Regions from separate parts of the Homo sapiens genome. Here region 2 is linked to region 1. The links are chromatin loops, found by intact Hi-C in ENCODE. Cell type or tissue: natural killer cell. All regions are shown on one strand. Each heading gives the region's core, and the rest is flanking DNA. Links, peaks and the distances in the headings are about the cores only. Region 1 has its middle 31 kb from the start of KCMF1. Region 2 overlaps KCMF1 (potassium channel modulatory factor 1).

Region 1 (5,379 bases), core at 318-5,317:
GGTCAGGAGTTCGAGACCAGCCTGGCCAACATGGTGAAACCCCGTCTCTACTAAAAATACAAAAATTAGCTGGGCGCAGTGGCCTGTGCTTGTAGTCCCAGCCACTCGGGAGGCTGAGGTAGGAGAATCGCTTGAACCCAGGAGGAGGAGGCTGTGCAGTGAGCCAAGATCACACCACTGCACTCCAGCCTGAGTGACAGACTCCGTCTCAAAAAAAAAAAAAAAAAAAATTTAGAGTTTAGCCAGACACAGTGGCTCACACCTGTAATCCCAGCATTTTGGGAGGCTGAGGCCGGTAGATCGCCTGAAGTCAGGAGTTCGAGAACAGCCTGGGCAACATAGTGTAACCCCATCTCTACTAAAAATACAAAAAATTAGCTGGGCGTGGTGGTGGGCCCCTGTAATCCCAGCTACTTGGGAGGCTGAGGGAGGAAAATCACTTGAACCCGGGAGGCAGAGGTTGCAGTGAGCCGAGATCGCACCATTGCACTCCAGCCTGGGCAACAAGAGTGAAACTCCATCTCAAAAAGAAAAAAGAAAAAAAGAAAAAAAAAATTCAGAGCTTAAAGAATTCAATGCTTGCCAGAGCTGGGCCGTATATTTGACTCAAAGTTTCCTAGCAGCCTGTGTGAAAAGGGAAATCTGATTAGTTATGCAGTTTACAATAACTATGTGATAAAGGCAAACTCTTGGCCGGGCATGGTGACTCACACCTGTAATCCCAGCACTTTGGGAGGTCCATGTGAGAGTCCAAGAGTTCAAGACCAGCTTGGGCAACATAGTAAGACCCCACCTCTACAAAAAATTTTAAAAATTAGCAGGGTGTGGTGGCACACGCCTGTGGTCAGCTACTCAGGAGGCTGAAGTGGGAGGATGCCTCATGAGCTGTGGTCACACCACTGCACTCCAGCCTGGGAGACAGAATGAGACCCTGTCTCAAAGAAAAAAAAAAAAAGGCACACTCCTGAATCTAAAGAAGTACAACTCTTTTTTATATAAGACCAGAAAAAAAATAATAAAACTCTATCCTGGAGTTTCTTATAAAGATGACACGTGTGATTTATTACTCATTTAAAAAGTGAAACCAGAGGAGAAACATCCTGAGGTAAGACTTTAACTGAACCCTTATGTGGTATAACAGACCTTATTTTTCATTTCATCACGCTACATGCTAAGTTAGAAACAAGTTCCCATGCATGTTAGGGTACATTTATATTTATGCCACAGTGTCAGAGTCTACACAGTTATTTTTTTCTTTTTTTTTTTTTTTTTTTGAGACGGAGTTTCACTCTTGTTGCCCAGGCTGGAGTGCAATGGCACAATCTCGGCTCACTGTAACCTCCTCCTCCCGGGTTCAAGCAATTCTTTTGCCTCAGCCTACTGAGTAGGGATGCCCGCCACCATGCCCAGCTAATTTTTGCATTTTTAGTAGAGATGGGGGTTTCACCGTGTTAGCCAGGCTGGTCTCAAACTCCTGACCTCAGGTGATCCGCCCACCTCGGCCTCCCAAAGTGCTGGGATTACAGGCATGAGCCACCTCACCCAGCCGTGTCCACAGTTTTCTAGTTTGCTGAGCTGCGGACCCACCAGCAGGTCTGCAGGGAAGGGATGTTCCTGGTAGAGCTCCTTAGGCCTCCCTCAGATCCATGGGATGCACTGGGACTGTTCCTTTAGCTACACAGATACATGACCATGTTCATCCTCTGCAGTTATTTAGTTATTACCCCAATCTTTCAGTGAAGTCTCTGCTAGACAAATGGAGTTGTAAGGTGACCTTGGTGTGACGGCAGGGGTAGTGATTATGATGGTGGTGATGTGAAAGGGTAGTGGTGAAAGTGAAGGGGATGAGGGTAGGGGTGGGGGGTGGTTACTTAAGGCTGCAGTCTGCAGTCTACTGCCGTGGCTGCTGAGAACAGTCTCTATTTGTCTGCCGTCAGTCTATCCAGATCCTTCTACCTGGGGGAAGATCTGGACTGGCCAAGCCTGGTCACATGGCAGCAACCAGGTTGCAACCAACAAAATTTCCTCTCTGGAGGGAAAATTAATCTAGATTTAGAAACTGCCAAGAGCTGGGTTTCTCAAGCCACCTTGGCCTTGAACTTCCTCCAAGGGCGGTCATCAGCAAGGGTGTAAGAGGTACTTGGGAGCCTGCAGTTGGTGGAGCTGAGATGGGTGTGGAGACCCCGCCTTTGTGATGGCCTGCAGGTTTCAGTTTTAAGCACGTGGCTTTAAAGGGGACTTTCCCCACCAGAGGAGGAAGAACTGACAATTGGAACAGCCCCTGAGCTTAACAAACTTTGCTGAAAGCAGCTACAATTGTCAAGCAATAAAGACTGAGATGGTAGAGTGTCCACACAGCTGCCGGCCGCTAGAGCCAAGACTGAAATCCAGAACCTTAGCCTGACCAAACCGGGAGTTCGTGAAAGCACAAAGCCTTCTGTGGGAAGGAGAAGGGAAATGAAAGCTAATATTAGGCTAAGCAGTTGTTGATAACGTTAAAAGTTTATGCCAAGTCAATGTGAAGAAAGAAATGACCAAAGATGGGCTTTCTGGTGGAGGAGATAAAGGATCATTGAGATGAAATGAGACCAGCATACCTTCCCTGAGATGCAAATTGCCCTCACCCCCCAATCTCAGCTAGGGAGACTGGGGGAGGGAGCTCTTTAAAAAATCAGGCCAGGCACAGTGGCTTGCTCCTGTAATCTCAGCACTTTGGGAGGCCTAGGTGGGCGGATCACTTGAAGTTAGGAGTTTGAGACCAGCCTGGCCAACATGGTGAAACCCTGTCTCTACTAAGAATACAAAAATTAGCAGGGTGTGGTGGCGCATACCTGAAATCCCAGCCTGTGCAACATGGCGAAACCCCGTCTCTACTAAAAATAGAAAAATTAGCCAGGCACCTATAATCCCAGCTACTTGGGAGGCTGAGGCATAAGAATCACTTGAACCCAGGAGGCGGAGCTTGCAGTGAGCCGAGATGGCACCACTGCACTCCAGCCTAGGCAACAGAGCGAGACTCCGTCTCAAAAAAATAATAAATAAGTAAATAAATAAACAAAACATAATAAGTTCAAAATTCCAATGGTAAAAAGAATACACAGTGGAGTTTCCCACTCTGGGACACCCAGTTCCCTTCCCCAGAGGATCTACTGGTTTCTTTTGTTTCCTTCCAGAGCTAGTTTATACATATACAAATTATATGAGTGTGTATGCATATATATACTTTTTTCCTTTTTTTCCTACAAAAGGCAGCATATTATTAATATAACAGGGTTCAGATACATGCTTTTTCATATATCAGGATATCTTGGAATGATCCAGATCAGTACCTAAAGAGGTTCCTCTTTTTTTTATAGTTGCATAGTATTTCTTTATGCAGTTGCACCATCATTGTTATTTATGTTGAGCACAGAGGTTACTTCCAGTCTTAGTTATTACCAACAGTGCTGCCATGCAACACCTTATACAAATGTAATTTCATACACATGCAAGGAAAGAAGCAGTCCTAGAAGAGAAAATGGTGGCAAAATTTTGTTAGTTATTGCCAAATTGCCCTCCATAAAATTTACACCAACTTTACCCTCCCATTTGCAATACAGGGCGGTGCTCCAGGTGTGAATGGAGACGACTTCGAGCTCACTGTGCTGAGAAACTGCTTTTCAGAGGGCTTCTACAGAGCCCACAGGTGAGTGAGCCCCTGGAGGAGGGGGCAGCTCTCTCCTTCCAAAGCTCTTCCTTTATACCTTTCTCATCTGAAGTTATGAAATTCACCATGGTCATTTGTTTAGTCACTCTCCCCACTCTGGCTGTGAACTTCTTAGGAGCTAAGATTTGGCTTTATTGGCCAGTGTGGTGGCTCACGCTGTAATCCCAGCACTTTAGAAAGCCGAGGTGGGTGGATTGCTTGGGCTCAGGAGTTGGAGACCAGCCTGGGCAACATGGCAAAACCCCATCTCCACAAAAAATATAAAAATTAGTCAGGTGTGGTGGCTCACACCTGTAGTGCCAGCTACTCGGAAGGCTGAGGCAGGAGGATCACTTGAGCCCAGGAGGCTGGGGTTGCAGTGAGCCAAGATCGTACCACTGCACTCCAGCCTGGGTGACAGAGGGAGACCATGTCTCAAGAAAAACAAAAACAAAAACAAAAGATTAGGCCTTTATTCACCTTTACACCTGTAGTGTCTGGCCCAGAGCTCTTAGATGATCAACAAGGGTTTTATTAGATGAGTGAAAAAAATTAATAAATTGGGCCAGGTGTGGTGGCTCACGCCAGTAATCCTAGCACTTTGGGAGGCCAAGTTGAGACAATCATCTGAAGTCAGGAGTTCAAGACCAGCCTGGCCAACATGGCAAAATCCTGTCTTTACTAAAAATACAAAAATTAGCCAGGTGTGGTGGTGCGTGCCTGTAATCCTAGCTACTTGGGAGGCTGAGACAGGACAATCTCTGGAACCCGGGAGGCGGAGGTTGCAGTGAGCTGAGATCATGCCACTGCACTCCAGCCTGGGCCACAGATTGAGACTCCGTCTCAAGGAAAAAAAAAATGATAAATTGGGCTTCTAGGTTCAATCTCAGGAAAACAACTGGAAACTATATACTGTAAGGACTAAGGCTATAATCACCTTAAGAGATTTCATGACTCTGCAACTTCCCCATGTGTGGGATTTTTGTCTTCTCACCTGTATTTCCCTAGACAGACTAGTAATTAAACATCTAAAACAAAAAGGGTCAGTGCCCTGTAAGCGTGTAGAGTATCCTGACTCAGCCAGCAGGTATCTTCCGCTCACTGGGCCCACACTGGCCACAAGGCCAGGACATAGCTTCTGTCTCAGAATCCTAGTCATGGCTCTGTGGTGCCATCTTTTTAGAAGTAGAAGTATTTCTTGAGGGCTACAATGTGCCAGGCACTGGACTGGTGGTCTGAGCTCCATCTGCATAGGGGAGGGATTTCAGAGCATTGCCCCTTAAAGTGAATACTTGTTGCTTGTTCCCCACCCCTCTTTCTCCAGCACAAGACCCTGCTGCAGGTTCCTGACCTCAGAGATCCATTCAGGGGCCAGCAAATGACCCTACTGGCCCCATCAGAGTGACTCTCAGCACTGCTGCAGGCACCTGTGGATAAAAGGCTTGCCCTTTTTGGCTTGACTTGATCTGGAAAGGAATGAGTTGGAACTACTATTACCATTTTTTTTTTAGATGGAGTCTCGCTCTGTTGCCCAGGCTGGAATGCAGTGGTGTGATCTCAGCTCACCAACCTCTGCCTCCCGGGCTCAAGCGATTCTGGTGCCTCAGCCTCCTGAGTAGCTGGGATTACAGGCGTCCACCACCACGCCCGGCTAATTTTTGTATTTTTAGTAGGAGATGGGGCTTTACCACGTT
Region 2 (5,379 bases), core at 329-5,328, 64 kb after region 1:
ACCTCCCAGTTGAGAGTGATAGTGACTAAATTTATTTTACTGAGTTACAACCTGTAGTTTGAAAAACACACGATCACATGTTGCCTAGCAACATAGATACATTCTGAGATCCATTGTTAAACAATTTCATAATCGTGTGAATATCATAGTGTACTAACACAAACCCCTACTGTACACCTAGGCTATATGGATAGCTTGTTGTTTATCTAAGCTAGAAACCTGCATAATATGTTGCTGTACTCAATACTGTAGGCAGTTATAACACAATGCTATTTGTGGTTCTAAACATACCTAAACATAAAAAAGGTATCAGTAAAAATAAACTTGTGGGACCACCATCATATATGCAGTCCTTCATTGACCTAACCATGGTAGGCTTTGGCATCCTCCTCAAAACAGGTAGAAGAATTGATTATATTAATAACATTATTGCAAATACAAAATTGTTACTTTCCTAGTAGTGATGGATCTACTTCAGTTAGCTTTGTTCTTTACATTCTGGTTTTCAGTCTCCAGTATAAATATTAATGGCCCTACTAAATTCATTTAACCTCCAGTTTAGATGGTACCAGTGTCCTATGAAATATGCAGAAACCCTTTCAAAAGCATTTCAGTTTGTCTTTTAATCTTTGACCATAACGCATGCATTGACAGAGCATTCACTGTACCATCAGAGAATCATCCTTTGAACCACCTGCCTCCTTGTTAGCTTACTTTTTAAAAATAAACTTTTATTTTGGGATAATTTTTGATTTACAGAAAAGTTGCAAAGGTAGTATAGAGACTTCCCATATATTCCTTACCTGGTTTTTCCTAATGTTAATAGTTTGCATTACATTGGTACATTTGGCAAAACTAAGAAACCAACACTAGTACATTATTACTAATAAAGCTCCTGACTTTATTGAGGTCTTAACTGTGTTTTTTTTTTTTCACTAATATCCCTTTTCTGTGTGGGATCCAGGATACCAGGTTGCATTTAGTGTCTCCTGGTTTTGACCTTAGTAGCTACAGAGAACTGAGTGTACTGCCTCTTTGTGATAGCTCTGTATGGAGCTGTGGCATCCCCTCAGTGTTGCCTGTTCCCAGCTCTTTTGCTGAACAGCCCATTTTGTCCTTTAGTAATTTCTCTTGGTGTAGTTTCTAGATACTTTGCCATTCTGTCTATATACTATATATACTAACTATATAACTATATATACTACTGTACTTGTTTCCCATTTTAAAACAAGACACACAGAACTGAATGTAGTTCTTCACATATGGTCTGGCAGAGTAAAATGTTGTAGATATATCACAGTTATGAATCTTGTATGGTTATTAATGCAATCTAAGCTTGCTTGTTTATTTGCTGGCATTTTTAGCAACTGCATCTCATCTTGGGCTAATATTGACGCTAAGGTTTTGCTTAGTTAATTAATCCAGGATTTCTTATCACATGAATTGTTTTATCCAAAGGCAAAACTTTGTACGAAGTCCTTTTAAAATTCATCTTGTTGGCCGGGCGCGGTGGCTCACGCCTGTAATCCCAGCACTTTGGGAGGCCAAGGCGGGCAGATAACGAGGTCAGGAGATTGAGACCATTCTGGCTAACACGGTGAAACCCCGTCTCTACTAAAAAAAAGAAAAAAAAAATTAGCCAGGCGTGGTGGCGGGCACCTGTAGTCCTAGCTACTCGGGAGGCTGAGGCAGGAGAATGGTGCAAACCCTGGAGGCATAGCTTGCAGTGAGCCAAGATCGTGCCAGTGCACTCCAGCCTGGGCGACAGAGTGAGACTCCGTCTCAAAAAAAAAAATAAGTCTTGTTTTACATACCCGTTTGCCTCGCTTCAATCTCTGTTCTGTCATCTAGTATTTTAACTGTTTGTTTTATGCACAAGCTTATAAATGTTTGCTGTCATTTTATTTTTTTTATTTTTAATTTTTTGTTTGTTTGTTTTAAATAGAAACCGGGTCTCCCGATGTTACCCAGGTGGATCTCAAACTCCTGGGCTCTAGGAATCCTCCTGCCTAGGATTACAGGCGTGAGCTACCACACCTGGCCTACTGTCATTTTCTAAGTCACTAATAAAAACATATATAAAATAGGGTCAAGTACAGGACCTTACAGGCCCAAGATAACTGGGCAAATGAAAGAAGATGTAGCAAGCATGTAATTGTGTGAGGAAGCTAAAAAGGGTTAGCATAGGGTAAAGGCCCTGGTTCTGCCTTACAGTAGTCACCCTTTATCTGAGGGGGGACATTTTTCCAAGACCACCCAGTGGATGCCTGAACCTGTGGATAGTACTGAACCCTATGTATCCTGTTATTCATCTGATAACCAGCTGCTAAGTGACTAGTGGGCAGGTATACAGCACAGATACGCCAAGCAAAGGGATGATTCACCTCCGAGTGGGACAGTGCATGATGTCATCACACTATTCAAAACAGTAGGTAGTTTAAAACTTATGAATTGTTTGTCTCTGGAATTTTCCATTTAATATTTTCAGACCACTGTTGACCACGGATAACTGAAACCTCAGAAAGCAAAACTTTGGGGCGGGGCGTGGTGGCTCACACCTGTAATCCCAGCACTTTGGGAGGCCAAGGCGGGCAGATCACGATGTCAGGAGATTGAGACTATCCTGGCTAACATGGTGAAAACCTGCCTCTACTAAAAGTACAAAAAATTAGGCAGGCATGGTGGCGGGCACCTTGTAGTCCCAGCTACTCTGGAGGCTGAGGCAGGAGAATGGCGTGAACCCAGGAGGTGGAGTTTGCAGTGAGCCGAGATCGCGCCACTGCACTCCAGCCTGGGCGACAGAGCAAGACTCCATCTCAAAAAAAAATAATAATAAAAAAAAAGAGAAAGCAAAACTTTGGGTTGGGAGGACTGCAGTATATTCTGACCTGTGGGTGGTGCCTAAGCTAGAACTCTTGCAGAGTGTGAGAACAACTGAATTTTTTGGAGGGGGGCAGGTGGGCACAGGGTCTGTCTTAACTGAGAATGAAGCCAGTTGTGATTCGTAGGATTGTTTGCTTACCCTTTATATTACCGGTCATGCCTCAGTCTTCTATCTTGAGATTTTCATGAGTCTTGCTTGAACTAGGCCTTTTTATGAATGACACTGAAAATTTTGGAGGACTGTAGGCCTATTTATTTATTTATTTATTTATTTTTGAGATGGAGTTTCACTCTTGTCGCCCAGGCTGGAGTGCAGTGGCACAATTTCAGCTCACTGCAACCTCCGCCTCCCGGATTCAAGTGATTCTCCTGCCTCAGCCTCTCAAGTAGCTGGGATTCAGCTCACTCCAGCCTCCGCCTCCCAGGTTCAAGTGATTCTTCTGCCTCAGCCTCCCAAGTAGCTGGGATTACGGGCACCTGCCACCGTGCCCAGCTAATTTCTGTATTTTTAGTAGAGACAGGGTTTCACCACGTTGGCCAGGCTGGTCTTGAACTCCTGACCTCACAAGATCCACCCGCCTCAGCCTCCCAAAGTGCTGGCATTACAGGCATGAGCCGCCGTGCCTGGCCTAAATTTTTATTTTTAATTGACACATCATAATTATACGTATTTCTAGGGTACGTACATGGTGATATTTTGCTTTTTTATTTATTTATTTATTTTTTTTTTGAGACAGAGTCTCACACTGTCTCCCAGGCTGGAGTGCAGTGGCACGATCTCAGCTCACTGCAAGCTCCGCCTATTGGGGTCATGCCATTCTCCTCCCTCAGCCTCCTGAGTAGCTGGGACTACAGGCGCCCACCACCACACCCAACTAATTTTTTGTATTTTTAGTAGAGACAGGGTTTCACCGTGTTAGCCAGGATGGTCTCGAACTCCTGACCTCAGATGATCCACCTGCCTCGGCCTCCCAAAGTGCTGGGATTACAGGCATGAGCCACTGTGCCTGGCCTAACTTTTTTTATTTTTAATTGACACGTGATAATTATACATATTTCTAGGGTACATGGTGATACTTTGCTTTTTTATTTTTTTATTTTTATTTTTTAATAAACTAGAGATGAGGTCTCACTATGTTTCCCAGGATGTTCTCAAACCCTGGCCTTAAATGGTCTTCCCATCTTGGCCTCACAAAATGCTGGGATTATAGGCATAAGCCACCACACCCAGCCCATAGTGATATTTCAGTAAATACATATAGTGTGTAATGACCAGATCTGGGTAATTAGCTTATCTATCACCTCAAACATTTATCACTCATTTGTGTTAAGAGCATTCAAAATCCTCTCTTCCAGCTATTTGAAAATATACAATAAATTATTGTTAACTAAGCATACTTCTTTTATTTACCAAGCATGTATTTGAATGACATACTTCCTCTTCAGTAATGCCTGGTCACATATCAGTTCCTATTTTTCTATTTTTTTTCCCCTCCTACTGGTCTTTTTCTTAATGTTTAGGAGCCCATTGTTATATTTGTTACCGATATTTCTCCCTACTTGTTGTCATTTGAGTTTGTTTATGGAACCTTTTGCCAATATTAAAGTGTTATACTTATTTATGATCAAATTTACAGTGTGCTCCACCCTCCCCTATTTATAGTTTCACTTTCCTTATATTGCTTAGAAAGGCCTTACCCACTAAATATTCTCATTTTCTTTTTTTTTTTTTTTTTTTTTTTGAGATGGAGTCTCGCACTCTCACCCAGGCTGGAGTGCAGTGGCGCCATCTCGGCTCACTGCAAGCTCTGCCTCTCAGGTTCACGCCATTCTCCTGCCTCAGCCTCCCGAGTAGCTGGGACTACAGGCGCCCGCCACCATGCCCGGCTAATTTTTTGTATTTTTAGTAGAGACAGGGTTTCACCGTATTAGGCAGGATGATCTCGATCTTCTGACCTTGTGATCCACCACCTTGGTCTCCCAAAGTGCTGGGATTACAGGCGTGAGCCACCGCGCCCGGCCCTCATTTTCTTTTAAGAAGTTTATGTCTTTTTAAAAAAAATCTAAATAATATTTGCCATTTTAAAGACATATGGCCAGCCAGTTCTTTTCTTTGAGAATGGAATTTTTATGTATGTGTGTGAAATGTGTCATAACATTTAGAAGAGTGTACAAAAGTATGTATCTAGTAAAAAGAGAATAAAACCAACGTCCACACATCCACTACTCATATTAAGAAATAGAACATCTCGGCCAGGCGCGGTGCTCATGCCTGTAATCCCAGCACTTACGGAGGCCAAGGCAGGTGGATCATCTGAGGTCGGGAGTTTGAGACCAGGCTGACCAACATGGAGAAACCCCATCTCCACTAAAAATACAAAATTAGCCAGGCACATGCCTGTAATCCCAGCCACTCAGGAAGGCTGAGGCAGGAGAATCGCTTGGACCCGGGAGCCAGAGGTTGCAGTGAGTCGAGATCGCACCACTGCACTCCAG

Evidence for each region. Hi-C counts contacts between places; a loop is a spot of excess contacts. Peaks named below come from ENCODE experiments on the same cell type or tissue, not always from the same donor. Only the 100,000 strongest peaks of a DNase experiment are listed, where the experiment ranks them.
Region 2: a loop joins it to region 1, with 6 times the contacts of the local background. A loop is called at or near these places in 47 of 110 quality-filtered maps.

Annotation. Positions count from the first base shown.
Region 1 is chr2:84,937,615-84,942,993 of GRCh38, forward strand. No RefSeq gene overlaps it. Among named protein-coding and RNA genes, the nearest start is that of KCMF1, 31 kb to the right of the region's middle. RefSeq lists an enhancer at 1,895-2,404. In natural killer cell, for the core only: no CTCF peak of the experiment used is centred there; DNase peaks (open chromatin) are centred at 767, 1,127 and 2,207; H3K4me3 peaks cover 1,045 bases; H3K27ac peaks cover 2,162 bases.
Region 2 is chr2:85,001,694-85,007,072 of GRCh38, forward strand. All of the region lies in intron 1 of KCMF1 (potassium channel modulatory factor 1), which reads left to right. Among named protein-coding and RNA genes, the nearest start is that of KCMF1, 33 kb to the left of the region's middle. In natural killer cell, for the core only: no CTCF peak of the experiment used is centred there; no DNase peak of the experiment used is centred there; H3K27ac peaks cover 424 bases.